Regions from separate parts of the Homo sapiens genome. Here region 1 is linked to region 2. Evidence: chromatin loops called from intact Hi-C (ENCODE). Cell type or tissue: heart right ventricle. All regions are shown on one strand. Each heading gives the region's core, and the rest is flanking DNA. Links, peaks and the distances in the headings are about the cores only. Region 1 overlaps DISP2 (dispatched RND transporter family member 2). Region 2 has its middle 40 kb from the start of CHST14.

What was found. A loop is a pair of places that touch in the nucleus more often than their neighbours do. Peaks named below come from ENCODE experiments on the same cell type or tissue, not always from the same donor. Only the 100,000 strongest peaks of a DNase experiment are listed, where the experiment ranks them.
Region 1: a loop joins it to region 2, with 5 times the contacts of the local background. A loop is called at or near these places in 3 of 110 quality-filtered maps.

What each region holds. Positions count from the first base shown.
Region 1 is chr15:40,363,866-40,376,625 of GRCh38, forward strand. It overlaps DISP2 (dispatched RND transporter family member 2), which reads left to right. Exons shown (of 8, transcript NM_033510.3): 2 at 1-89; 3 at 361-390; 4 at 556-679; 5 at 973-1,088; 6 at 1,282-1,409; 7 at 1,763-1,860; 8 at 3,193-12,760. The coding sequence ends at 6,453. LOC124903472 (a long non-coding RNA gene) reads right to left here. Exons shown (of 4, transcript XR_007064597.1): 1 at 11,758-12,760; 2 at 7,974-8,229; 3 at 7,018-7,152. Among named protein-coding and RNA genes, the nearest start is that of DISP2, 12 kb to the left of the region's middle. RefSeq lists enhancers at 1-465, 3,461-4,352 and silencers at 4,135-4,314, 4,435-4,514. In heart right ventricle, for the core only: a CTCF peak has its summit at 4,408; DNase peaks (open chromatin) are centred at 3,266, 3,957 and 4,376; H3K4me3 peaks cover 1,459 bases; H3K27ac peaks cover 3,307 bases.
Region 2 is chr15:40,502,591-40,518,892 of GRCh38, forward strand. No RefSeq gene overlaps it. Among named protein-coding and RNA genes, the nearest start is that of CHST14, 40 kb to the left of the region's middle. RefSeq lists a silencer at 9,014-9,223. In heart right ventricle, for the core only: a CTCF peak has its summit at 4,848; DNase peaks (open chromatin) are centred at 9,181 and 9,451; H3K4me3 peaks cover 1,595 bases; H3K27ac peaks cover 875 bases.

The DNA.
Region 1 (12,760 bases), core at 545-8,544, 140 kb before region 2:
GGCTCCAGCCTCAGCCCTTCTCCAGCCCCCTCACAGCGCGATGGGACCTGGAAGCCACCCGCTGTGCAGCACCATGTGGTCAGCGTCAGGTAAGGAGGGGTCCAGCAGCCTGCCAGCTGCCACTGGAAAATGCGGTGGGGCTTAAGAGTGGGGCAGACTGCCGGGGCTCTAGACTCCTTTCTTAGGAGGCAACCAGATGCAACAGGAAGTAAGGGTTGGAACTTGGGAGTGGCAAAGCGCTAAAAGGGTTAATACCATGGGTTATCCCTCACCTACCCACTCCCACCCCACCTCCACCCCCAACACACGCCCTCTGCAAGAGAACTCTGGCAAGCAAGCATCTTTTCTTCTCTTCCACAGGCAGGAACGAGCCTTCCAGATGCCAAAGAGGTAGGCCTGGGCCTTCCCTGGACCTCTAGGGGTGACCAGGCTGGTGCCCAGTTAGCCCTGTTCCCCGTGCTCTCTGCTCTATCTAGCACCCCTTCTGGGTGGAGCCTGAGCTCAGCACCCGTTGCTACCACACCCAACTCATGTGGACTCCTCCCTCTTTCCCAGCTATTCCCAGCTGATTGCTGAGTGGCCAGTGGCCGTGCTGATGCTGTGTCTGGCTGTCATCTTCCTCTGCACCCTGGCTGGACTGTTGGGGGCCCGGCTGCCCGACTTCTCCAAGCCTTTGCTGGTGAGGAACCAAGGGGTGGGACGGGGTCCCCAGGCCTGGCCACCTTGACCCAGCCTGGGGCAGAAAGTTGGAGGTAGGGTAGCCATGGTAGCCTGGGGATAGGGTAGCCATGGTAGGCTCTTGACCTCCAGAGAGAGTTGGGGAGATGGTATAAAGTTCAGACTCACATCCACAATTCAGGCAGGCGGGCTGGCCTTCCCTGCTCTGAGGAGTCAAAGGGGCAGAGCTGAGAAGCACCCAAATGGAGAACTCCTACCCTGCCCACCTGTTCTTCTCCACCCTCCTCCCTGCAGGGCTTTGAGCCACGGGACACAGACATTGGGAGCAAGTTAGTGGTCTGGAGAGCACTACAAGCCCTCACAGGCCCCAGGAAGCTGCTTTTCCTTTCCCCAGACCTTGAGCTGAACAGGTAACAGGCTCTCATCTTTTCACTGTGGGTGGCAGAGGGAAGAATGAGATCTTCAGGAAGGGGACATTGGGTGACCCACCCCAAGGCAGGTCAGAGGGGCTTGCCAAGGAAGGCTCCCTGGGGAGTGGTCTCTGGCCTCCTCTGAGTCTTCCAACCCTAATGGTGCCTGGCATAGATATTCTCTCCACTTCAGCTCGAGCTCCCACAACACTCTGAGGCCTGCACCCAGAGGCAGTGCCCAGGAGAGCGCTGTCCGGCCTCGGAGAATGGTGGAGCCCCTGGAGGACAGAAGGCAAGAGAACTTCTTCTGTGGCCCCCCTGGTAAGCTGCAGCCTGGCCAGTTCCTGGTTTTAATAGTGGTCCCCACCCCACCTAGTAGGACAGGCAGGCCCAGAACAAATCTGGGCAGACAGAAAGGGAAGGTGGCCAGCTGGCCACAGTCAAGCCAAGGAAGCCGGGTTACAGCTGGGATAGGGGAGTTCTCAGATGCTCCAGCCAGACAGGGTCAAGCTGGGTTGGGGTGAGGCACAGGGACAGGATCAGGCAGTCCATGCACAGGCTTGAGATGCCTGAGAATCTGAACCTCATGTGGCCCTGGGTAAGCATCTTCCCTTTGGAGGACCCAGGACCTGGGGCCAAAGGACTGAGCTCCAGGTTGCGGGGGTATGTTGCAGAGAAGAGCTATGCAAAGCTGGTGTTCATGTCCACCTCCTCGGGCAGCCTATGGAACCTGCATGCCATCCATTCCATGTGTCGCATGGAACAGGACCAGGTGAGCTGGTGGGGGAGGTGCCAGGGGTTTGGGGGGAACTAAGGACATGAGGGAACTGATCCCAAGGAAATACAGCTGAGCCAGGACTGCCAGGGGGTGGACTGGGGAAGAGCATTCCCTGCTTAGAAAATTATTCCAACCCTGCTGAGAGGCTCCAGGTTGGGGTGGGAAAAGAAGAGTCGGCTGTTTTTAGAAGAGCCAAGATAGAAGTGCTGGAAGCGAGCCCATGCAGGGACTGCGGGTTTCCAAAAGGTCCTGAAAGGGCCCTCCAGAGCGGGTGAGGAGGCCCTGGCCCAGGGAGCTGAGACTGTGGGCTTCAAGGCCTCAGCCCCCATCAACCTGAGCAGTGCCAATCCAGTTATGCTAACTGGAGAATCATATACAATAACATCTGAAGAAAGGTTTGCTGCTGAAAATGGTGTGAAAACCACGCAGCAGCCCAGCCCCCCACTTCACACGAGGATATCCCAAGTACCAAAAGACTGGTTAAGAACATGCATTATAGAGTCAGATGTCTGAATTCAAGGCCAGCTCTAAGGCTGTCTTGCTATGTGACTTCAGCCATGTTTCTTAACGTCTTAGTCCCTCAGGCTTCATAAGCGCTAAATGGGGATGATAAACGTACTTTCCTCACAGGGATGTTGTGACAGTTAAATGAGATAGAAGTTGAAAAAATACAGCATAATGACTGGCAATAGTAATCTCTCAATAAGTACTGTGTTGCCACCATGATCTCAGGCCCAAGGTTACGCAGCCAGTTAGTGGCAGAGCAAGGGCCTCTGACTCCCAGGTCAGTGCTCTCTGTACTACGTCAGCTGTTGTGATGTCAACAACAGGAAAGGAGAAAAAAGGAGGCATGAGATTTGAAAAAGAAACAGCCCTGGGCCTAAGAGGGTTTAAGCGGTGCAGTGGACAGAGGGGAGCTGGGTTTTGGCAGTGACCCTGAACCTGGAATGTTTTGGCCTCCACTCTTCCCATTGCTTGCTTCAGCTCATTGGACCCTTGGCCCTGTTCTATCTGTGGCTGCTACCTCCACTTTTACATGGAGTTGGGGTGTGTGACCTACAGGGGCCCTTACAGCAGGGTCTCTGAGGCTGAAGCCTTGGGCAGCATCCCTGAGGCTCCTCTTTGATGAAGTCAAGATGTAGCTGCTGGCACCTGGGCCAGGAGCCAAAGGCAGCTGGGAGACAAGCCTATCTCACCAGGCTGTCAAGATCCCTCTCTGCGCTTGCCCTGTAGTGTGAAAGGAGATGAGAGAGCCTTGTATAGGACTGGGAAAACCTGAGCCCTTGGGCTGCCCCTGAACTCTCCCCTCCTGCGTGTGCCCTACAGATCCGCTCCCATACCAGCTTCGGGGCTCTGTGCCAGCGGACAGCAGCCAACCAGTGCTGCCCCAGCTGGTCCCTGGGCAACTATCTGGCTGTGCTCTCCAACCGCTCCTCCTGCCTGGACACTACCCAAGCTGACGCAGCCCGCACACTGGCCCTGCTTCGGACCTGTGCCCTCTACTACCACAGTGGCGCCTTGGTGCCCTCTTGTCTGGGACCTGGGCAGAACAAGTCCCCACGCTGTGCCCAGGTTCCCACCAAGTGCTCCCAGAGTAGTGCCATCTACCAACTCCTGCACTTTCTGCTTGACAGGGACTTTCTGAGTCCCCAGACCACTGACTACCAGGTGCCTTCCCTCAAGTACAGCCTGCTCTTCCTGCCCACCCCAAAGGGTGCTTCCCTCATGGACATCTACCTGGACCGGCTGGCCACCCCCTGGGGGCTTGCTGACAACTACACCTCTGTCACTGGCATGGACCTGGGCCTCAAGCAGGAGCTGCTGAGGCACTTCCTGGTCCAGGACACGGTGTACCCCTTGCTGGCTCTGGTTGCCATCTTCTTCGGCATGGCCCTGTACCTGCGCTCACTCTTCCTCACGCTCATGGTGCTGCTGGGGGTGCTGGGCTCACTGCTGGTGGCCTTCTTCCTTTACCAGGTGGCCTTCCGCATGGCCTACTTCCCCTTCGTCAATCTGGCAGCCCTCCTCCTGCTGAGCAGCGTCTGCGCCAACCACACGCTCATCTTCTTCGACCTGTGGCGCCTTAGCAAGAGCCAGCTGCCGTCGGGGGGGCTGGCGCAGCGCGTGGGCCGCACCATGCACCACTTCGGCTACCTGCTGCTGGTCTCCGGCCTCACCACGAGCGCGGCCTTCTATGCCAGCTACCTGAGCCGCCTGCCGGCCGTTCGCTGCCTCGCCCTCTTCATGGGCACGGCTGTGCTGGTGCACCTGGCGCTCACGCTGGTCTGGCTGCCCGCCTCCGCCGTGCTCCACGAGCGCTACCTGGCGCGCGGCTGTGCGCGCCGGGCGCGGGGCCGGTGGGAGGGCAGCGCGCCCCGGCGGCTACTGCTGGCGCTGCACCGGCGGCTCCGCGGCCTGCGGAGGGCGGCGGCTGGCACCTCGCGTCTGCTCTTCCAGCGCCTGCTGCCCTGCGGCGTCATCAAGTTCCGCTACATCTGGATCTGCTGGTTCGCAGCACTGGCGGCAGGGGGCGCCTACATCGCCGGAGTCAGCCCCCGCCTGCGGCTGCCCACGCTGCCGCCGCCCGGCGGCCAGGTCTTCCGGCCCAGCCACCCCTTCGAGCGCTTCGACGCGGAGTATCGCCAGCTGTTCCTGTTCGAGCAGCTGCCGCAGGGCGAGGGCGGCCACATGCCCGTGGTTTTGGTGTGGGGCGTCCTGCCTGTGGACACTGGCGACCCTCTGGACCCTCGTAGCAACAGCAGCCTGGTGAGGGACCCTGCCTTCTCGGCCAGCGGCCCTGAGGCCCAGCGCTGGCTGCTGGCACTCTGTCACCGGGCCCGGAATCAGAGCTTCTTCGACACCCTGCAGGAAGGCTGGCCCACGCTGTGTTTCGTGGAGACCCTCCAGCGCTGGATGGAGAGCCCCAGCTGCGCCCGCCTGGGGCCTGACCTCTGCTGCGGCCACTCGGACTTCCCCTGGGCCCCCCAGTTTTTCCTGCACTGCCTGAAAATGATGGCTCTGGAGCAAGGCCCCGATGGCACCCAGGACCTGGGACTCCGCTTTGATGCCCATGGCAGCCTGGCCGCCCTGGTCCTACAATTCCAGACCAACTTCCGGAACAGTCCGGACTACAACCAGACCCAGCTCTTCTACAATGAGGTCAGCCACTGGCTGGCAGCGGAGCTGGGCATGGCACCTCCAGGCCTCCGCCGTGGTTGGTTCACTAGCCGTCTAGAGCTGTATAGCCTGCAGCACAGCCTGAGCACTGAGCCTGCTGTGGTGCTGGGCCTGGCTTTGGCGCTGGCCTTTGCCACACTGCTCCTGGGCACCTGGAATGTTCCCCTCAGCCTATTCTCCGTGGCAGCTGTGGCAGGCACCGTGCTGCTCACTGTAGGACTCCTGGTTCTCCTCGAGTGGCAGCTCAACACTGCCGAGGCCCTGTTTCTCTCTGCCTCAGTGGGCCTCTCAGTAGACTTCACTGTCAACTACTGCATCTCCTATCACCTGTGCCCACACCCTGACCGCCTGAGCCGTGTGGCCTTCTCTCTGCGCCAGACCAGCTGCGCCACAGCCGTGGGGGCTGCAGCCCTGTTTGCGGCAGGCGTGCTCATGCTGCCTGCCACAGTGCTGCTCTATCGCAAGCTGGGCATCATCCTCATGATGGTCAAATGCGTCAGTTGTGGCTTTGCCAGCTTCTTCTTCCAATCTCTCTGCTGTTTCTTCGGGCCAGAGAAGAACTGTGGGCAGATCCTCTGGCCCTGTGCCCACCTGCCATGGGATGCTGGTACTGGGGACCCTGGTGGGGAGAAGGCAGGCCGCCCACGACCAGGGTCAGTGGGAGGGATGCCCGGGTCCTGCTCAGAGCAATATGAGCTACAGCCCCTGGCACGGCGTCGGAGCCCCAGCTTTGACACCAGCACAGCCACCAGCAAGCTGTCCCACCGGCCCTCAGTACTCTCTGAGGATCTGCAGCTCCATGATGGTCCGTGCTGTTCCCGGCCCCCACCAGCCCCTGCCTCCCCAAGGGAGCTGCTGCTGGACCACCAGGCAGTCTTCAGCCAGTGCCCTGCCCTGCAGACCTCCTCCCCCTATAAGCAGGCTGGCCCCAGCCCCAAAACCCGGGCCAGGCAGGACTCCCAAGGGGAGGAGGCTGAGCCCCTGCCAGCCTCACCAGAAGCCCCAGCCCACTCTCCTAAGGCCAAGGCTGCAGATCCTCCTGATGGCTTCTGTTCCTCAGCCAGCACCCTGGAGGGGCTCAGCGTCTCTGATGAGACCTGCCTAAGCACCTCTGAGCCCAGTGCCCGTGTACCAGATTCCGTGGGTGTGTCCCCAGATGACCTGGATGACACTGGGCAGCCAGTCCTTGAGCGAGGCCAGCTCAATGGGAAGCGGGACACCCTGTGGCTGGCGCTGAGGGAGACAGTGTATGACCCATCATTGCCCGCTTCCCATCACAGCAGCTTGTCCTGGAAGGGCCGAGGGGGGCCAGGGGATGGCAGCCCTGTGGTGCTGCCCAATAGCCAGCCAGACCTGCCAGATGTTTGGCTGCGCAGGCCCAGCACTCACACGTCAGGCTATAGCAGCTGAGGGGGACCCGGGGAGGCTGGACAGGGCGCGGAACCCTGTCATGGATGACAAGGCAAGGGCAGCAATAGGCTGGAGCCCGAAGGTATTTCTCCAGATCCACAGGGAGAGGTCTCACCCTCCAGCTGTGGATGTTAAACCCTGCCAGATGTCCCAGCCTTGATCTGTCTGCTCCTACTCCTCACATCTGGAGGATTCCAGCAGGAGGGGTTTTGGAGGGGACCTGCTTGCGACCTGCTGAGGGCTTGTCTGCTCCCACAGCACCATCTAAGACCCCTCCTCTAGAAGTGGGGAAGGCCAGATGTGTAGCTTCGGGTATCAGAGGAGGCTGACCTGGCCCCCATCCCAAGTTACAAGAACTTCAGTGAGACTAAGGGACCCCCATCCTAGGGATCTTGTCAGGGTTCCTTACTGACCAGAGGAGCCCGCAGCAATCTCCACAGCCTCCTGGGTCTCACCCCTTTCATGGGCTCTTCATCAGGACACTTCCCTCTCTTTTGGGAGCTTCTCTGGGCAGAATTGGGCTGGGACCTCTCTCCCCAACTGCCCTGCTCTCCTCATACTCACCGGTTTGACCAGAAATTCTCCAAATCCAGCCATAGATGGCTGCTGGGTGTGCAGCAGGAGAAGGAGGATGGTCAGCCTTGGAGCATCTCTCAATTACGGGACAGTCCCTCTTTGGAAGCAGGCTCCTGTGCTTTCCTGTGTTAATAAACAGTAATAATCCTTTCCATCTCTGCACATTTTAGTCTCCTTGGAATCTATCTCACTACTTCACTACAGGGTAGCCTGACATTGGTCAGGTTCTTTTGACACCCAATTTATAGGTAAAGACATTGAGACTAAGTAAGATGAACTGACCTCAGGGTCACTTAGCCACTAAATGGCAGAGCGGTTTCATTCCACCACTACAACCTCCAGTTTCCCTTTGGCTACCTGCCTTCTTTCACCGCTAGCACCCTCCTCCAATCTGCTTTCTCTGGTGTCTCTGACTGAATCCAGCCACCCTCTTTGGGCCTCCACTTCCTGAGAGAGCTGTATTCCAAAAAAACCCAGGAGTTCCTCTCCATCTCCCCCGTGCCTCCCTCTGGAATCTGGCTGAGATGTCTGCTGGCCCTGGGGCGTCCTAGCTGACCTGATTCCCAGGCTTCAGGACCGTGCCTCTTCTACAGCCACAGTGTATAAGAGGCCCCACCAGAAGAGGTACTGAGGGGCAGAAGAGGTGAAGCCAAATCCAATCAAGGCAGGAACTCAGACCTGCCCTTTGGGAAGTGTATGAGTCTGAAGCTGCTTCCCAGGTTAGGGTCCCCAGCTTTTTAAGGACAAGTCTCTCTGTGGAGCGTTAAGCAGACCAAAGGCTGGTTCCTCCTTCCCAAACTTCCTGGTAGGGAAGTTTTATCCCATGTGAGAGCTCATGACACCAGGTGGCATCAACATGTTTATTGAACACCTACTTTGCATATGGTATTACAAGGGGACAGAGGTGTGGAAGAAAAATTGAACACCACCCTCAAAGAGCTCACCTTCTAGCTGGGGAGACAGCTTATGCACACATGCAGGCATCGGATGGCTCACGGACGGCACCATATGCCTGCCATCATCATTATTGTTGGAGCTCAAGTACCCAGGACTGGGTAACAAGAAAGGCTTTCTGGAGGAGGAAAAACTTGAGCTGGGCTTCAGAAGACCAAGCGTCTCAGACTGGAAGGGGCCTTGGCGATCGTTTATTCCAGCAGTTTTCAAATTTTGTAGCCTCAGGACTCTTTCTTCAAAGAAGCTCTGTGTGGAAAAACAATATATAAAACAGGTAAAAGGCAGCTACTCTGGTGGGCGCTGGGTGTTGGGGGTGGAGTCAGCTTAGCCTGTCTTTCCACTGCAGCCTCTCCGGGTATCTGGGGAACCCCTCCGGCTCCTGGCAGCTTCACAGAATGTAATATGAAAGCTACTGATCCAGGCTATTTTACAGAGGAGTATCAGGAAAGGGAAGGGATTGTTCTAGGGCCAAATAGTCTGTGGCAGAGCTGGAGGCAAATCAGATGATGTTTTTGTTTTATTTAGTTTTTTATTATTGAGACCTACTTCCTACTCCAAGTAGCCCATGAGAAGTGGAGCAGAAACCGAAAAGAGACATGGGAGTTGTGGAAGAGACAGAAGGCAATAGGCAGGTACGGCAGGATACCTTGGCTCCTTTGCAAGATAAGTAAATCAAGATGAGTAACTCCTGACACCAGGAAGGGGAAGCTGGAACCTAATTTGAACCTGTCCCCAGGGGGTCTGCTGGGACCTCTCTCTTCATGTCCAGGTAGCATTCGGCCTCTCTGACCTAGAGCTGCTCATCAGCCCTGGTTTCTCTGATAATGGTGTCCCTCTGTCATCATGCAGCCAGGCTGAGAGAGCCCTGGTATCCTCAGGGACAATGAGCCACAGGGAGGTTAAGGGAACTCTTCCTCCCAAGCATGAGCAGAAGACACTTTGCCTGAACATAACCACTGAAATGTTAGAATGCAGAGGGGTGGATGGGTGGGCATGAGGGATCTGAGCACACCCGAGGGCCCTACCTGGGGATTTCCAGGTCATATTCTTGCAGGCTGTGGCCACACAACACTTCAGGAAGGTGAATGAGCCATAGCAGCTGATGCATTGATTAGATTTGTTCTTTATGTTGCCAGGCCCAGAAGAACCCAGCAGTAATCTAAAACATTACCTTATACCTAGAATGGCCCAAACCAACAGCAGGCAATCCACATCAGCAGGAAATCCAGCCTGCCTCTCTAGCCCTGACTTTGGAATGTGGAACTTAAAGCACTTCCTATTTCCTTTGAGTTGCAGCAGATCCTTTGCTTTATTATTATTAGGGGCACTTACAATGAGTGTATGGCCCTGGAGACATGGCTTACAAGCACGCTGTGAGGCGTACAAAAATGAGTCAAAGCACTTATGCTTGCCCTGCAAAATTCAAGAAATGATTTCTCCCCACTCAGACACTCTAATAGAACTACATTAACATTTGGAACTTGAGGTCATTTCCCCTATTTGTGCCACTGATCCTTGAACTCACATTCTGAGTACGAGTATGTATCCTGTATGCTATTAAAATATAACTTGAGGCCGGACATGATGGCTCATGCCTGTAATCCCAGCACTTTGGGAGGCTGAGGCAGGTGGATCACTAGACGTTAGGAGTTTGAGACCAGCCTGGCCAACATGGTGAAACCCCGCCTCTACTAAAAATACAAAAATTAGTTGGGCGTGGTGGGGGATGCCTGTAGTCCTAGCTACCCAGGAGGCTGAGGCAGGAAAATCATTTGAACCCGGGATGCAGAGGTTGAAGTGAGCCGAGATCGTGCCACTGCACTCCAGCCTGGATGACAGAGCAAGACACCGTCTCAAAAAATAAATAAATAAATAAGTCGGGCACGGTGGCTCACGCCTGTAATCCCAGCACTTTGGGAGGCCAAGGCAGGTGGATCATGAGGTCAGGAGATCGAAACCATCCTGGCTAACATGGTGAAACCCCGTCTCTACTAAAAATACAAAAATTAGCCGGGTGTGGTGGCGGGCGCCTGTAGTCCCAGCTACTCGGGAGGCTGAGGCAGGAGAATGATGTGAACCCAGGAGGCAGAGCTTGCAGTAAGCCGAGATTGCGCCACTGCACTCCAGCCTGGGCAACAGAGCGAGACTCCATCTTAAAAAAAAAAAATATATATATATATATATGTAAACTTGATATAGTCTGTTACCATGGGAAAACCATCCTTCCATGGCTGTGGTGATTTGGGGACTTTTAGAGTGACAGTGTTAGACAGACTGATTTTATTGGCTGAATCTTAGATTTTACTGATATATAGCATATCCCATACCATGATATGCGGGCAATATTCCAGCTTGAGACAATTTTTTTTTTTTTTTTTTGAGACAGAGTCTTGCTCTGTCGCCCAGGCTGGAGTGCAGTGGCACAATTTCGGCTCACTGCACTAATTTTTTGTATTTTTAGTAGAGACAGTAGAGTATTTTTAGTGTTAGCCAGGATGGTCTCGATCTCCTGACCTCATGATCCGCCTGCCTCGGCCTCCCAGAGTGCTGGGATTACAGGCATGAGCCACCGCGCCTGGCCGAGACAATTTTTAAAAAGACATTTCTCAAGAGAGTTATAAGCCAAAATTTCCCTAGCCCCCTCCAACTCATTCTGTCCTTCTCCCAGTGCATGTCAGGACAGGGAAGAAGGCTTTAAATCAGATTTTAAGAAAGAGGATACATTGGTTTACAACCTTTGCCTATCGTCCAGAGAGTTTCTGATCTTTTCTTTTTTTTTGAGACGGAGTCTTGCTCTGTCGCCCAGGCTGGAGTGTAGTGGCACGATCTTGGCTCACTGCAAGCTCTGCCTCCCAGGTTCACGCCATTCTCCTGCCCCAGCCTCCCGAGCAGTTGGGACTACAGGCACCTGCCACCACGCCTGGCAAATTTTTTGTATTTTTAGTAAAGACGGGGTTTCATTGTGTTAGCCAGGATGGTTTCGATCTCCTGACCTTGTGATCCGCCCACCTCGGCCTCCCAGAGTGCTGGGATTACAGGTGTGAGCCACTACACCCGGCCCTGATCTTTTCTTTGACGGTGGCAGTATCTCATTTTTTGATAATACACATGGGTAATGGCAAGCTCTTGGGACCCCATGCCAAGCATCAAGATCCCATTTACCTGGTGATAGGAAAGACAGACATTCCTCACCCTTTCTACCCACACCCTTGTTCACAGGGATGACTGTAACTAAGGTCTGCAGGTATTTATGCTTAGGAGAAGAAATCGTAGTTCAATTCACCAGGAATATGAGAAACAAAAGAAAGCCACTATGTGCTATGTAAATGTCTGGCCATCCAAAGCCACCTTATGCAGAGGAACACTGGAAGGGCCTTGATAAATTTCTCATAATTATTATCGGGCCTCTTTGTGATTACTCACATTTTTCTCAATATAGGGGAAAGATCAGCATTTTACCAAATCCACAACCATCAAACAAACAAGAGCTTTAATATTGCTAAAGAAAATCACACAGCTGAGCAGATTGATGTAGATTTGAATTCATGACCACCTATCTTAACTGGACCCTCAGCTCTGCCTAGCTAGTATTCATTCTAGCTACTAGTTTTGATTATTTGTATTGACTCTTTTATATTTTCTCCACCTTCCTCAAATATCTCACCTTCCCCCACCCCTCAGTGGACAAAAAAAAAAAAAAAATTCTTCATGAAGAAAACTGAAGCCTTCAAATAGAAATTTCCTCACCTTCAAGGCACCAAAGCCACAACTTACCTACCCCCGCTCCTGCCTGCTCCTCTCCCCATCCCTTCTGCTACAACGAAGGAAGCAGTAATGGCTCCATCAATGGCTTCTCACACTTGGTGTCAGAGGCCTTCACACGAGGGTTTGCACTCCCCTACAAGGACATGAAGACTTTCTAGAAGGTAGGTGGACACAGATAGTTTTAAAGTAATCAGTTTCCAGAGCCGCCTTCTCCATATGTTCCCCTCCTTATATTGGTGGGCCTAAGAAGCCACAGGCCTGACAGCTGTCCTTCCCAACTTCCACTTTCCCAGTTGCCTCCCCTCCCTCATTCTGAATCCTACTCTGGCTCCTTGCTCTGCGCTGTAAAAAACAAATAAAAGGGCCACTTGAGAATGCTCTGCTTGAGGAAGTCCTTGAAAGAGCAAAGCCTGGAGAGCTTCTTTGAGAAAGTTCACAGGGGCAGCCCTGTGGCTCAGTTCTGTGCCTTCTTCATTTAAGAATTCAAATTCATTGACATGTTATATTGTAAAATATATAAATATATATTAAAAAGGAAAAAATAATAAAAATTTTTAAAAATAATTCAACTTCAGGTGAGACACAGTGGCTCATGCCTATAATCCCAGTGTTTTGAAAGGCTGAAGTGGGAGGATGGCTTGAGGCCAGGAGTTTGAGACCAGCTTGGGCAACATAGCAAGATCCCGTATCTACAAAAAATAATTTTAAAAATTAGCTGGGCATGGGCCGGGCGCGGTGGCTCACGCCTGTAATCCCAGCACTCTGGGAGGCCGAGGCAGGTAGATCATCTGAGGTCAGGAGTTCAACACCAGCCTGGCCAACATGGCAAAACCCTGTCTCTACTAAAAATACAAAAATTAGCCGGGCGTGGTGGAGCATGCCTGTAGTCCCAGCTACTCAGGAGGCTGAGGAAGGACAATCGCTTGAACCCTGGAGGCAGAGGTTGCAGTGAGCCAAGATCATGCCATTGCACTCCAGCCTGGGTGACAGAGCGAGACTACATCTCAAAATA
Region 2 (16,302 bases), core at 4,725-12,724:
GGAAATTATTTCTATAAGGATGAATGCAAAATGTTGAGTTGTATTCCAGACTTCACCATCCAACTTACCTACCATTACTGCCCCTAAACACATTAAATAACACTTAAAACACATTGCATAAAATAGGGATAATAAAAGAGTGTGTAATCATTTATTGCACCAAAGGCAGTAGTCATAAAAGTGTACCCCCAAGATGGAATGAGGAGGCATAGGAGGATGAAGGAGTGGCAAGATGACCAATCTCCACATCCATTCACTGAATTGGAGGGCAGATGCAAAGACAGGGCAAGAAGATTCCATATGAAGGAGGCTGTAGTCTGGTCTCCTTATTGCTCTTAAAATTAGTAAGTATCAACTGTTTTCCTCTCAATTTTATTAACAAAAATCATGGTTGTTCGTATTTGCTCTCTCCTGGCCAAAGTTTCTAGATGACTTGCTAGCTGAAAACCTTGGAAAGATGGCTTACCACCCACATTGTCATATGTCATATGATTATGTGCAAATTTATGTAAAATGTGAAAGGGTAAACATGAACAATGACCTCTCATTTCTTTATATTCCCCACAGTGCCTAGCAGTGCCTTACCACAGCAGGCACCTGCTAGATATGTATTGATTTTTGATGGATTTAAGTGGATCCAGTTTGTTATGATTGTGCTTTGAGTCTTCTGTTCTAAAATATTTAAGTTTTGCATATGTTATAGGCATCAATCCTCTTCATGGATACTTCTTTCTTTGATGTGAAATGAGTGCATTTGATAAAAATGTCCTCTAAATTGAGGTGTCCCCATGTCTTTAGTTCTGAATCTGCTATCCAGCTCTGAATCTGGTGATTGGCTAAGGAATTAAATTTGTTTTTTATGTTAATTAGAACATAATAAAGAAAAGTATCTTTTAAAAATCTGAAGATGGACATTTGTTTAAAAAGGCAGTAACAGCCGGCTCACGCCTGTAATCTCAACACTTTGGGAGGCTGAGGTGGGTGGATTGCTTTGGGCACAGGAGTTTGAGACCAACCTGGGCAACATGGCAAAACCCCATCTCTACAAAAAACAAAAAAATTAGCCAGGCGTGGTGGCATGTGCCTATAGTCCCAGCTACTCCACCTACTTGGGAGGCTGAGGCAGGAGGATCACCTGAGCCTGGGAAGGTCAAGGCTGCAGTAAGCCATGATCGTGCCACTGCACTGCAGCCTGAGTGATGGAATAAGACCCTGTCTCAAAAAAAAAGTCACCTTGGATCATATTATCATATCATATGCTTATTTATTGTATGTACTAATGTAGGGCAGGAGTAGGGATCAACATTATGCAATAGATGCTTTGTTTCAAATAGTCTTATACAAATACAATATGTTGTCCGGGTGGTGGGTCATGCCTGTAATCCCAGCACTTTGGGAGGCTGAGGCCGGCGGATCACCTGAGGTCAGGAGTTCAAAACCAGCCTGGCCAACATGGTGAAACCCTGTCTCTACTAAAAATACAAAAATTAGCCAGGTGTGGTGGCAGGTACCTGTAATCCCAGCTACTTGGGAGGCTGAGGCAGGAGAATTGCTTGAACCCGGAAGGCAGAGGTTGCAGTGAGCCGAGATGATGCCACTGCACTCCAGCCTGGGCGACAGAGCAAGACTCCATCTCAAAAAAATATACACACATATATATGTGTGTGGGTATATATGTATATGTATATATACATGTGTATATATGTATATGTGTATATACATGTGTATATATGTATATGTGTATATGTGTATATGTGTATGTATATGTGTGTATATATACATATATATAAAATATATATACATACACACATATATATAAAAAATACGTTCTGCTCTTTTAACTCCTCCCTTAAAATGGGGAGACCTTTCTGTCTATGAATAAACTCCAGCAGCCACAAAAAGAAAAGATGGACATATTTTAACACACTAAAAAGAAAAACTCTCCTGCATGGAAAAAATGCTGTAAGCAAAGTCAAAAGACAATGTAAAATTTGGGGAAATATTTGCAACTTGCATCACAAAAACTTGATTTTTCGACCGGGCACGGTGGCTCACGCCTGTATCCCAGCACTTTGGGAGGCTGAGGCAGGCGCAAGGTGAGGAGTTCGAGACCAGCCTGGCTAATATGGTGAAACCCCATCCCTACTAAAAATACAAAAATTAGCCAGGTGTGGTGGTGCATGCCTGCAGTCCCAGCTGCTTGGGAGGCTGAGGCAGGAGAATCACTTGAACCTGGGAGGCAGAGGTTGCAGTGAGCCAAGATCACACCACTGCACTCCAACCTGGGCGACAGAGTGAGACTCTGTCTCAAAACAAACAAAAAACGTAATTTCTCTGTTACATGGGAATTCTTAGAAATAAAAACCCGAAACTAATAACCCAATAAAAAATGAGCAAAGGGTATAAGAGTTTATACACAGGAAAAAAACACAATGAGCTTTAAATATATGAAAAGATGTTCAATCTCATTCGTAGGATATATGTAAATTAAAACTACACTGAAAACCTTCTTCACGAAAAGTTTGGCAAGCATCCAAACCTTTGATAACACACTCTGTAGGTGAGGGCATAGGAGGGTGATGTGGGACAGCCTCTGCAGAGAGCAATTTGACAATATCTCTCAAAACTGCAAATGCACTTCCTTCCATCCAGCAGACTCCACTTTAGAAATTTACCTTAAAGATAAACTTATGTGTAAAATGACATGTATAATAGGTTATTCACTGCATTATTGTTTGTAATGGCAAAACATTGGAAACAACCTAAATGCCCACAGATAAAAGGACTGGAAAATTAAGTTATGGTACATTCATACAGTGAGATAATATCGTATTATTTGAAAAATATTTTTTAATGAGAAAGCTCTCTATAAGCTGATATATAAAGATTTTCAGCTGGGCAAGGTGGCTAACACCTATAATCTCAGCACTTTGGGAGGCCGAGGTGAGAAGACTGCTTGAAGCCAGGAGTTTGAGACCAGCCTGGGCAACAAAGTGAGCCCCATCTCTACGAAAAAATAAAAATAGCTGGACGTGGTGGCACATTCCTGTAGTCTCAGCTACTCAGGAGGATGAGGTGAGAGGATCTCTGGAGTCTAGGAGTTTAAGGTTTAGGTGAGCTATGATTGCGCCACTGCACTCCAGCCTGGGCAACAGAGTGAGACCTTGTCTCTAAATAAATAAATTTTAAAAATAAATAAATGAAAAGATCTTTAAAATATATTAAGGGGAAAAAGCAAGATATAGAGCAGTGTGAAGAGTATGCTATATTTTGTGTAAAAAGGAGGGGAGCTTATTCCTCTGTGTGTGTTGGTGCATAAAGCAACTCTGGGATCAGATTAATAAAGTAGAAGGAAAACAGATGGGAAGGGTGGCTAAGAGATGCCATAGGAAGGAGACTTTGTGAAAATGTTTTAAATATCTCCTGACGGTTGAATCTTGTTAACATATTGCCTATGCAAAAAGTTAAATGTAAAAAAATTCACATGATTTCAGTGAACTTTTTTTGAGACGGAGTCTCACTCTTGTCACCAGGCTGGAGTGCAGTGGTGCAATCTTGGCTTACTGCAGCCTCCGCCTCCTGGGTTCAAGCCATTCTCCTGCCTCAGCCTCCTGAGTAGCTGGGATTACAGGCATGCGCCACCGCGTCCAGCTAATTTTTGTATTTTTAGTAGAGATGGGGTTTTACCATGTTGGCCAGCATGGTATCAATCTCTTGACCTCGTGATCCGCCCACCTTGGCCTCCCAAAATGCTGGGATTACAGGCATGAGCCACTGTGCCTGGCTCAGTGAACTTTTAATTCTACTTTGGTAGGATGATGGTGGTCTTAGGAAAATTTGAATCTTCATGACTAGTGACATAACTACATGGTACAGACCATCCTGTATAGCGAATTGCTTCTTGTGCCTAAGTCTTGTCTTCCCAGTGAAATCAATCGCTGGCCCTCCTCACCTCTTTTGGAACCTCTGCAGTGTTTAACCTGGGAACCCAGTGAATATCTGAGAACAGACAACTGGTTGATTAGGCCTCTCAGACTTTCATTCCATTTCATCATGAACACTTCTCATATATTTACAACTTTTCCTTTCAAGTAAATCAAAATATTAACGTACAAGGACAAGTCAGACAGAAAAAGGCACATAGTTGCCAGGTAAATTGGGCCTCCTCAGAGTGTATCTTCAGGTTTTTAACAAAAGGCAGTTTCCATCTTATTGATGAAAATGTGTTTGCTTTCTATTCAATTACCCATTGTATGTTAGATGGTATTTCGTGGTTCAAATGGCTGTCTGTACAAAATGCTAACATTTAAAATCTATTTCCTCCACTCCTGTTTCAATGTCGACAACTCTATTGTTAGAATCTGTGAGTTGGTGTCTTTGCAACCAAAGGAATATTCAGCTGAGATGTTTGATTTTACTATTCGATGTGATCTCACTTCTCCATGTAAGCAGCTTCCAACAAAATCACTTACTGGAGAAAAGAGAAAAGACCTAACAGTCCAGCGCGCTGTGTATACCGCGGGGGCCGTGTCAGGGGAGCAGGCTCTGGAACACTCCCGCCAAGGCCAAGAGGGCTCCCGCCTCCCCTCCAAGCGGTGGAAACCCGCCCTCCGCCAGACTCTGGCGGTGGGAGCGGCTCCCCCTGCAGGATCTGCAGAGACGCCTCCTGGGCTTTCTGTTCTGGCCTCGCGTTTCCCGGGCGCCTCGGTGTGAAGGCAGCTTAGTGCTGTGCCCGCCCGCCTGCTGCTTCCCAGTGGGGGAGTTTGGGTGAGCAATGGGAAGCCAGGGGGCCCGAGAAGCTGGCGAGGGGTGATGTTGCCGGCCAAACCCCGGGCAGGACCCCAGAGCTCAGCCGGGACAGCCCTGTCTCCTGCCTGTAGCCGGGGCTCTTCCCCCAGCACACAGGACGGGACGGTTCGAGGCTGGCTCTCCTGGGTTAGCATCTCTTCACTCCCACCTCACAACCTTTTCTTTTCCCAGCCCCAGCTAGAGAGACTCCAGAACACATATGCCTGGGCTAATTATTCTGAGGCAATTAACGTGGCTGGGTCTCAGTTTCCTTTTTTTGTGTAATAATACCAAATTGACAATCCCTTTAGAAAACTATTTGGTAGTTTCTTATAAAGTTAGGCTGGGTGCGGTGGCTCACGCCTGTAATCCCAACACTTTGGGAGGCCGAGGCGGGAGAATCGCTTGAGCCCAGGAGTTTGAGACCAGAGAGAGAGAGAGAAAAAGAGAAAGAAATTAAAATCTATGTCCACCGAAACACTTGCCCACAAATGTTCATAGCAGGTTTATTCATAATAGCCAAAGACTACAAACAACCAAACGTCTATAAACAAAGTCATAATACATTGTGATGTATTCATATGATGGAATACTAAGCATAAGAGGAACAAACTACTGATACATACCACAGCATAAACGAATCTCAAAAGCACTGGATTAAATAAACCGCTCTACAATTCTGTATGAAGGTCTGAAAACACTAAGCTAATCTGTCGTATTAGAAATCAGAACAGTGGCTTCTTTGCATAGTACAGACTGAGAAGGGCACAGGGAACTTTCTGGAGTGATGGAAATGTTCTATATCTTGACTGAGGTGATGGTTACATGAGTACATACATTTGTCAAAACTCAGAATTGTACTTTAAAATTTGTACATTTTACTGTATGTAAATTAAGCCTCAAATTTAAAGTACCTTTATTTATTTATTTGTTTGTTTGTTTATTTATTGCAGAATCTTGCTGTGTTGCCCAGGCAGGAATGCAGTGGTGCAATCACGGCTCACTGCAGCCTCTACCTCCTAGGCTCAAGCAATCCTCAGCCTCCTGAGAGTAGCTGGGACTACAGGTATGTGTCACCACACCCAGCTAATTTTTTCATTTTGTTGTAGAGATAAGGTCTTGCTTAAAATACCTTTATAAGCCAGGCACAAAAACACATACTTTGCATGTTCTCATTTGTGGGAGCTAAAAATTAAAACAATTGAACAACTCATGGAGCTAGAGAGTAGAACCATGGTATGAGAGGTTAGGAAGGATAGTGGGGAGGGTAGTGGGGTTAATGAGTATAACAATATACTTGGATAGAATGGATAAGATCTAGCATTTGATAGTACAACAGGGTAACTACAGTCAACAATAATTTATTGTACATTTAAAAACAGCTAAAAGAGGCCGGGTGCAGTGGCTCACGCCTGTAATCCTGGCACTTTGGGAGACTGAGGCGGGTGGATCACCTGAGGTCAGGAGTTCGAGACCAGCCTGGCCAACATGGTGAAACCCCATCTCTACAAAAAATACAAAAATTAGGCCGGGCGCGATGGCTCACGCCTGTAATCCTAGCACTTTGGGAGGCTGAGATGGGCGGAACAGGAGGTCAGGAGATCGAGACTATCCTGGCTAACATGGTGAAACCCCGTCTCTACTAAAAATACAAAAAAAATTATCTGGGTGTGGTGGCGTGCGCCTGTAGTCCCAGCTACTCAGGAGGCTGAGGCAGGAGAATTGCTTGAACCTGGGAGGTGGAGGTTGCAGTGAGCCAAGGTCATGCCACTGCACTCCAGCCTGGGCAACAGAGCGAGACTCCATCTCAAAAAAAAAAAAAAATACAAAAATACAAAAATTAGCCCGGTGTGGTGGCACATGCCTATAATCCCAGCTACTTGGGAGGCTGAGGCAGGAGAATTGCTTGAACCTGGGAGACAGAGGTTGCAGTGAGCCGAGATTGTGCCACTGTACTTCAGCCTGGGCAACATAGCGAAACTCCATTTAAAAAATAAAAAGCTAAAAGAGTATAATTGGAATGTTTTTAACACAAAGAAATGATAAATGCTCGAGGTGGTAGATAACACACTTACCCTAATGTCATTTTTATTTTTATTTTTTTTTGAGACACAGTCTCGATCTGTCACCAGGCTGGAGTGCAGTGGCACGATCTTGGCTCACTGCAACCTCTGCCTCCCAGGTTCAAGGGATTCTCCTGCCTCAGCCTCCTGAGTAGCTGGGACTACAGGCACACGCCACCATGCCCAGCTAATTTTTGTATTTTTAGTAGAGATGGGGTTTCATCATGTTGGCCAGGATGGTCTCGATCTCTTGACCTCGTGATCTGCCTGCCTCGGCCTCCCAAAGTACTGAGATTACAGGCATGAGCCACCGCGCCCAGTTCCTGATGTGATTATTATGCATTATATGCCTGTATCAAAATATCTTATGTACCCCTAAATAGATACACCTATGCAGCCATAAAAATTAATAATTTAAAAATATCTTTGAAAAAAATAAGTTTCTACTTCATAGGGTGATTGTAATTATTAAATGAGTTACTATGGAAAGTGTTTAGAGCAGTACCTGGCATTTAGATGTTACCATATAAATATATAGCATTTATAGTGTGTGTGTGTGTATATGTCATATTTACACAGCATTTATATGTAGTATTTATAATTAGTTTGAAATCTGTGACACTGTGGAAAAGATTTACGTTTTGAAGTACTGTATGTTCAGAATTTTCCGTGAAGGAAATTCACAATGTGGAAGAAGGAATCACTTTACCACTGTTTCAGTCTCATAAGGGGTTGTGAGGATCGAATGAGGCCATATACCTCAGCTACATTTGTATTTGATTAATAAAAGAAAATACGGGTGTAGGTAGTTGTCATCCAACTTAACTTGCCAACATAATTTCTGTATCTGAGAAATGCTGCTTCAAGTCCAAAGCAGCATAAAATGATGCAAGAACATCACACATTCTCATGACCTGCACATCACATATGCAACAATTCCATGAATGCTCATAGAAGCACCAGAAGATATCACCCAGACATGGTTCTTTAAACTGCTGCTCTGTGAGACTCCTTGGGGAGGGGAAAGAGCTTGACTGCCTGGGTTTGAGTGCTGGTTCTGTCACTTATTACATGTGATACTGGAGGAGTTACTTAACCTCCCCAGGCTTCTGTTTCCTCGTCTGTAAAATGGGAATGATATCTACCTCCTGGATTTCTGGGCAAGTTGGATGAGAAAAGCTATGTGTTTCAGAAATAAAAACTGTTGCTGACCTCTGCAGACTGTGGATGCTGGCGATGCAAGTACTCGTTGAGCAGGCTGTCTTGTGTGGGTGACAGTGTGTATTCCCACGAGCAGTCTTGGAGAGGCAGGACCCGGGTGATCTTCTTAGGGAAAGGGGAGAGATGGAGAGTCCAGAGGAAGATCCTGGAGGGAGCACTTGGGGCTGGGCAAGATTCAGAGACTGCTCAGAGAAAGGGTCCATGAGAAACAGCCAAAAAGGAAAACAAGGGAGAGATGTTTAATGGAAAGAAATGCTTCACCCTATTGTTGTATGTATGAAAAATCTCCTCTTTCCTTGGTCTCCTCTATAAGCCTTCAATAAAATCCACCTGTGTAGGTGGCTTCTTTTGGGAGGAGTGAGAGCATTGGTAAACCCTGCTTCGAGGATTCCTTAGGGAGGAAAGGTAGGTTGCAAAACACCCACATCTGAGTTACTTCTGTAATGTGCCTTGCACAGTCCTAGGTTCAGGGTATGTGCGTAATAAGTGACAGACATTTTACGTCGTGTTACATGTGTGCACACATTCTGGTAAAAACTTGCCTCACTCCACGCCGCAGGCTCATGTCAGCGGCCCAGCACGAGTGTTTCTATGACAACCATGGCGTCTCTACGCCTTCAAGGTGGGCGCTCGTGAATGGGGATGTGGGTATAGTGGGTTCCAGTTCCGCCAGTAGACCAGCAAATCCTCCCTCTTTTGGCAAATTATTCTCTTCCACTCGCCACTTAGTTCACGCTGGTTGTAGGCGCCAGGCAGTGAACCGCGTCTCCGCTCTTCTGTCCCGCAGCGATCGCGCAGGTCCAGGGCCCGCTCCAGGGCACCTGGCCACGGTGGCTCCTAACCCTGGCAGATAACAGGCCTCTGTGCGCTCCGCTTGACCCCAGCGCGGCCCCAAGCTCCGAGGCGGGCTGGGGGCGTCCTCACTGCGCGCCCTCTGATCATGGCTCTGGCCTCACGCCTCTAGCCGCCGCGTAAGAGCCGAGGAGCGCGCAGGGGCAGGTTCCCTGGCCGGACGCTCCCTCCCCAGGGCCCGGGTCAGGGTCAAGGTCTCGGCTCTGCTCGTACGCAGCACCGCCCCTTGGCGCAGAGCCTGCGGGAATGTGCGGGCCGCCCCAGCGCCGACCTCGCGCAGCCGGTTCTGCCGCCGCCTCCAGGGCGGAGACTGGCTGCCCGCTTGGACTAGGCGGCGGGGCGGAGCGGAGGCCGCGGTCTGGGCGTCCGCGCGGTGCGGACTGTATGTGCCTCCCACGATGGCCCGTGGGGCCTGCGCTCTGCCCGATCAGATGGAAAAGAACGTTTTAGATTGAAGTTTTAAGACGACTCTCCCGATGCCGCTTGAACTGGGTACAGGTGTGTGTAAAAACAGGGTCACAGGCTCAGTGCATTCAGTGATGATGCAACTGTGGCTGAGCGCCAAGCCCTCCGGCAGGCAACGCCGGACAGGCAGCCCTCCAAACCCACAGAGGAGCGCGACCCCTCCCCATGTCTGCACCCCACCCGCCTCTGCCCTCCTCTCTGCTCCCCAAACCTCTACTTTGGGGATAAGTATTAACTCTCCTGGCTCTGACATCCCACCTGATGAATGTCCCTCTGCAAGGATCTGGGGTTGCCCTACACGTGTTTGGGCCCTCTTTTTTCGGGCCTCTGGCTTTAGCCATAGACCTTGGTCTTTGTCCTGCTTTCTCCTCTGCCTCACCATCACCCTGTTTTCCGTATGACCCAATCTCCTTCCAACACCCCAGTCCCTTCATCAGCAGCCCCAATCCTGATGCCTGAGCAACTTCATTAAAAGTAACTACCATCCACCATCAGCCCAGGATCACTCAGCTCCTTCAGCTGTAACCCTAGAATTCAACTCTCATAGCTATCCTCGCCTTCATTTCTTAGACTTCACAATTCTGTGGTTATTTCTGTCTCTCTATTCCCCATGCTCACTAATCTCCATCCTTAACATGCCCCCACATGCTGCCCTCCAGCTTTTTTGTCTCCATGGTCCCTGACTCAGACCTTCCCTCCTGAGTGGGGCCCCCACCTCCCTTGAATCTGGGATCACTGGCCCAGCCCAGCACAGAATCTTCTCCTGATGTTGGCCTGATGGAGTTTGTGTGTCCTGCTGGTGTCCGCATGTTGAGACTCCAGCTGCTGCCCTGCTCCAGGCCCCAATCCCAGCCTGCATCCTCATGTGTGCTCCCAAACCGGTCAGTGGAGTCCAGAGACTTGGCAGGACCCTCTTCTGTCCAGCAGGCCTGCCACAGTCTACAGAACAAATTCCAGTTCCTGCTGCTTCTGCTGAAGGAATTGGAATCCCATTTCTTTTTCTTTTTCTTCTGTGTTTGTTTTTGTTGTTGTTGTTGTTGTTGTTGTTTTTGAGACAGTCTTGCTCTGACACCCAGGCTGGAGTGCAGTGGTACCATCTAGGCTCACTGCAACCTCTGTCTGCTGGGTTCAAGCAATTCTCATGCCTCAGCCTCCCAAGTAGCTGGAATTACAGGCGGGTGCCACCATGCCCAGCTAAATTTTTTTGTATTTTTAGTAGAGACGAGGTTTCACCATGTTGGATAGGCTGGTCTCAAACTCCTGGCCTCAAGTAATCAGCCCACCTCAGTCCCCCAAAGTGCTAGGATTACAGGCGTGAGCCACCGTGCCTAGCTGGAACCCCATTTCTTAATCTCACCTGCCATTAAAGGTCCTGCATCCTCCTGGGTCCTCCTGGAACAGAAGTTATACTAGCCTTCACGGTGAAGGAGGAGCAGCGCTTAGCCTCATCCTTCCTCCCGGCACACCCAGGGATGCTATTGGGTCAGCCAAACATTACCACCAAGAATTGGTAAAGGAAACAAAGGCTGGTTTGATCTTCAGAGTCTTGGCTGCTCCTGTTTCCTAAAATTGATAGTGACTACATCGTTACTCTCTGAGTACCTACTGAGTATAGTAAGGGACTCCCAGAAGGGGAAAGCATCGTCCTCTTCCCTGGCTTAACTAAATCCTACCCCTTCCATCAAGGCCCAAGTCCTACACAGCTGAGGGCTTAATTAGAGCCTACCTTTATCACTCGCTGTGGTCTTCTCTGTCATTGCTGTTTCCAGAAAGAGACAGTGATGTCATCTCTGTGCCTCTGGTCAGCTCTGGAGCATCCGCCACATCTTAGGCTGGACAGCCAATCACATGCCAAGGGAGGCTGGGCTCCCCCTTCCAGGGGCTCTCAGGGTGTGTGCTGTGGATGTGTGCCCAAGAAGGTGTGTGTGTTCATGCGTCTCTCCTGCCCCAGGAGGCCTCTGCGGAGTTGTTCTTGGCCCATCACTGAGGACATGCTGTGTCCTGCCTCTGGATTCTGGATGAGAGCAGGAGTCCATCCTGTTGGGGATTCACACTAAAATACTGCTTCCCACATTTGAGGATTTCTTGCACCATGAAAGACTTCGTGGGGAGGGGCCAACAGGGGATGGCTAACTTTTTACTTTGCCAAGCAAGTTCATTCAAAATAATTACTATTGGCTGGGTGCAGTGGCTCATGCCTATAATCCCAGCACTTTGGGAGGCCAAGGTGGGCGGATCACTTGAGGTCAGGAATTTGAGACCAGCCTGGGCAACATGGTGAAACCCCGTCTCTACGAAAAATACAAAAATTAGGTGGGTGTGGAGGCGTGTGCCTGAAATCCCAGCTACTTGGGAGGCTGAGGCACCAAGAATCGTTTGAACTGGGGAGGCGGAGGTTGCAGTGAGCTGAGATCCTGCCACTGCACTCTAGCCTGGGCAACAGAGCGAGACTCCATCTCAAAAAAAAAAACAAAAAACCCAACAAAACAAAAAACCACCATCTACTATCCCATCAGTTCATAAATAAAGACTTTCTAATTCCCAAAATATGGAAATGACATCATTTTAGATGAATATCCATTTGTTTAACTTTTTGTTTTAGAATAATTTCACACATAAAATTTGCTACAATAGTACGATGAACTCCTATATACTCTTCACCCAGATTCACCAGTTGCTAATGTTTTGCTATATTAGGTTTATGAGTTTCTTTTTTAAAAAAAAAATTTTTAAGACAGAGTCTCACTCTGTCACCCAGGCTGGAGTGCAGTGGCTCAATCTCGGCTCACTGCAACCTCTCTCTCCTGAGTTCAAGCAATTCTCCTGCTTCAGCCTCCCAAGTAGCTGAGATTACAGGTGTATGCCACCATACCCAGTTAATTTTTGTATTTTGAGTAGAAACATGGTTTCACCATGTTGGCCAAGCTGTTCTGGAACTCCTGACCTCAAATGATCCACCACCTCGGCCTCCAAAAGTGCAGGGATTACAGGCATGAGCTACTGTGCACAGCCTTGGTTTATGATTCTGTCTCTCTACATTCATACACACAGAGAAAGAGAACACGTGCACAAGACAGAATACTCCCTGTTTATATAAATTTCTTTACTGAATTATTTGAGAGTAAATTATAGACATTGCACCTCTTTACCCTGAAATACTTATGTACTATCACCAAAACCAGGAAACTTAACATCATTGATATAATATTATAATCTACATAATTGATTAAAATTTTGCCAATTATCCTAATAATGTCCCCTCTCCCTCCCCCTGCTGCTACTTCTCTCTCTTCTCCCCTTCTCCTCCTCCCCACCCTCCTTTTCTTCCTCCTTCTCTACACCCTCTTCCTCCTCTTTTTCTTTTCTTTTTCCTCTTCTAGGCATTGCTTTCTCTGGCCCAGGATCCATTCTAGGATCACACGTTGCTTTTGGTTGTCATGTCTCTTCAGTTTCCTTCAATCTGTTGACAGTTTCCTCAGGCTTTCTTTTGTCTTTCATGACATTGACATTTGTGTGTATGAAAAGTACAGGCCTGTTATTGAGTAGAAGGTCCCTCAGTTGGAGTTTGTCTGATGTTTGCTCATGGTTACACTCAAGTAATGCATTTTTGCCAAAATACCACAGAAATGATACGTCCTTTCTCATTGCATGACATCAGAAGGCATATGACATTGGTTTGTCCTATTTAAGAGATGTTAACTTTGCTCTCTTAGTTAAAAGGGTGGCCACCAGATTTCTCCACTGTCAAATTACCATTTTCCCCTTTGTAATTAGTAAATAATTTGTTAAGTGGATTAATAAGTCTTTTAAAGGAAATAAAATCTTCATTTTACGTCTTCCTAAATGAGTCTTTTTTTTTTTTTTTTTTTTTTGAGTTGGAGTCTCGCACTGTTGCCCGGGCTAGAGTGCGATGGCGTAATCTTGGCTCATTGCAACCTCTGCTTCCTGGGTTCATGCGATTCTCCTGCCTCAGCCTCCCAAGTAGCTGGGATTACAGGTGCACCCCACCACACCTGACTAATTTTTTGTACTTTTAGTAGTGATGGGGTTTCACTGTGTTGGCGAAACTGGTCTCGAACTCCTGACCTTGTGATCTGCCTGCCTCAGCCTCCCAAAGTGTTAGGATTACAGGCGTGAGCCACCCCACCCGGCCAATAAGTCTTTTAAAGGAAAAAAGGCTTTTTGAAAAATTCATAACATAATCCTTATTTTGGACTGACTCTTAAAAACCCTGGCACAAGAATGCAAGCAAATTACTCATTTATCTATCAAATCCTTGAGTACTGCATGTGCCAGGTACTGCTCCAGACCCTGCCTTCTCCATCTAACTCCCTCTTTAGTCATCCTGGACAGACTGGCCCCAGGCTTGGGTCCCCAAAGTCATTTCTTGAGCCGCTTGAAGGCAGGAGCTGATACAGAGACACAGTAGGTAGTGGTTCTGGAATCTAGTGTACCCACAGTGTAACAAGGAGACCTGCTCTCAACTCTATGGATACAGCAAGGCTCTTCTGTGATGAAAGAAATAATATTGCTGACATATGTGTTTATATTTTAATTAGCTTTCTCTGAGTTACACTGTAGTAACAAATAACCCAAAACTCTTAGTGGCTTACAGTAAGAAGGGTTTATTTCTTATGCACATTTTATGTCGGCTGTGGTCATTGGTGGTTCTGCTCTGTGTTGTCCTCTCCATTCTGGGATCTGGGCAGAAGATGTAGCCTCTATTTGAAATATGTAATCCTCATGGCAGAGGGAAAAGGAAAGTGATAGAAGTCTGCCATAGTTCTTAAACCTTCTGCAGGGAAAAGCATAGTCATTTCCACTTACATTTATTGGCCACCTCAAGTCGTGTGACCATGCCCGCCATTAATGGGACAGTGAAGTGTATTCCTCCTAAAAAGGAGTGCCGCAAGTCACATAGCAAAAGGAGAGGACGTATAATCACCTCACAGGAAAGGATAGAATAAATCAGAACCAATAATGCAACCAACTATGGTAGAATTCTTTTTTTTTTTTAATTGAAACAGAGTTTCACTCTTGTTGTCCAGGCTGGAGTGCAGTGGTGCGATCTCGGCTCACTGCAACCTCCGCCTCCCAGGTTCAAGCAATTCCCCTGCCCCTTCTGAGTAGCTAGGATTACAGGCGCCTGCCACCACGCCTGGCTAATTTTTTGTATTTTTAGTAGAGACGGGGTTTCACCATGTTGGCCACACTGGTCTGGAACTCCTGACCCCAGGTGATCCACCCGCCTCGGCATCCCAAAGTGCTGGGATAACAGGTGTGAGCCACCGCACCCAGCCGGTAGAATTATTTTATACAGGTTCTCTGCACCAACCTTCCAATTTACAGAAAACAGAGAGGGCCAGAGGAACAAGTTAAACAACACCATGAAGAAACACTCACTCAATCCAAAATGTGGAACATTCTGTAAGAAAGCTGGCCTGGAGTCTTCAAAAAGACAATGTTATAGAAAAAGAAAGAAGCGACTCTTCCAGCTTAAAGGATACAACAATTCATAAGCTTGGATTGAATCTGATTTTTAAAAATCTATAATTAGGGACAATTGGGTAAAATGTTATATAAACTAAATATTAGATGATATTAGAGAATTATTGTTAACTTTTTAGGCATGATAATGATTTTGTAGTTATGTAGGGGAATGTCCCTCTTTTAGGAGATACATGCAAATATATTCAGAGGTGAAGTGACATAACATTTGCAATTTACTTTCAAAAGGTTAAGCAAAAAAGTATTCATGGCTGGGCATGGTGGCTCATGCCTATAATCCCAGCACTTTGAGAGGCCGAGGTGGGCAGATCACCTGAGGTCGGGAGTTCAAGACCAGTCTGACCAACATGGAGAAACCCTGTCTCCACTAAAAATACAAAATCAGCTGGGCGTGGTGGCGCATGCCTGAAATCCCAGCTCCTCGGGAGGCTGAGGCAGGAGAATCATTTGAACCCAGGAGGCGGATGTTGTGGTGAGCCGAGATTGCGCCATTGCACTCCAGCCTGGGCAACAAGAGAGAAACTCCATCTCAAAATATATATATATATTTATAAAGAGAGAGAGCAAAGTTGTATAATGCCTAAAATGTTGAAGCTTGGTGGAGAGTGGAGGGGTGTTAATACTATTCCTTCAAATTTGCTGTTTTTAAAATTCGTAAAAATAAAAAAATAGGAGAAGTATATAGGTGTAGTTGTGATTAATAAAAATAAAGCGGCAGAGTGCAGTGGCCTCACACCTGTAATCCCAGCAGTTTGGGAGTCTGAGGCGGGGTGGATCACGAGGTCAGGAGTTTAATACCAGCCTGACCAACATGGTAAAACCCCGTCTCTATTAAAATCAGAAAAATTAGCCAGTCATGGTGGTGGGCGCCATTAATCCCACTACTCAGGAGGCTGAGGCAGGAGAATCCCTTGAACCCAGGAGGCGGAGGTTGCAGTGAGCCGAGACTGCACCATTGCACTCCAGCCTGGGCAACAGAGCGAGACTTGGTCTCAAAAAATAAATAAATAAATAAATAAAGCTCACTTTAAAATGTTTCTGAATTTATCTTAAACAAAGTAACATGAGGAGAAAAAGAAAAATTATTTTGAAAAAGAATAAAATGTTTCTGAACTTATAGTATTTTTTAAATCGTTATAATTTTCTCTATTGGTTTAATCTCCACTAACATATGAGGAGAAAGCCCTTAATTTTTATTTTATTTTATCTTAATTTTTTTAGAGACAGCGTCTCAGTCTGTCAACCAGGCTGGAGTGCAGTGCCACGATCATAGCTCACTGTAGCCTCAAACTCCCAGCACTGTGGGAGGCTGAGGCAGGAGGATCACTTGAGCCCACGAATTTGAAGCTGTAGTGAGCTATGATCACGCTACTGCACAAAGTGAGACCCCGTCTCAAAAAAATTA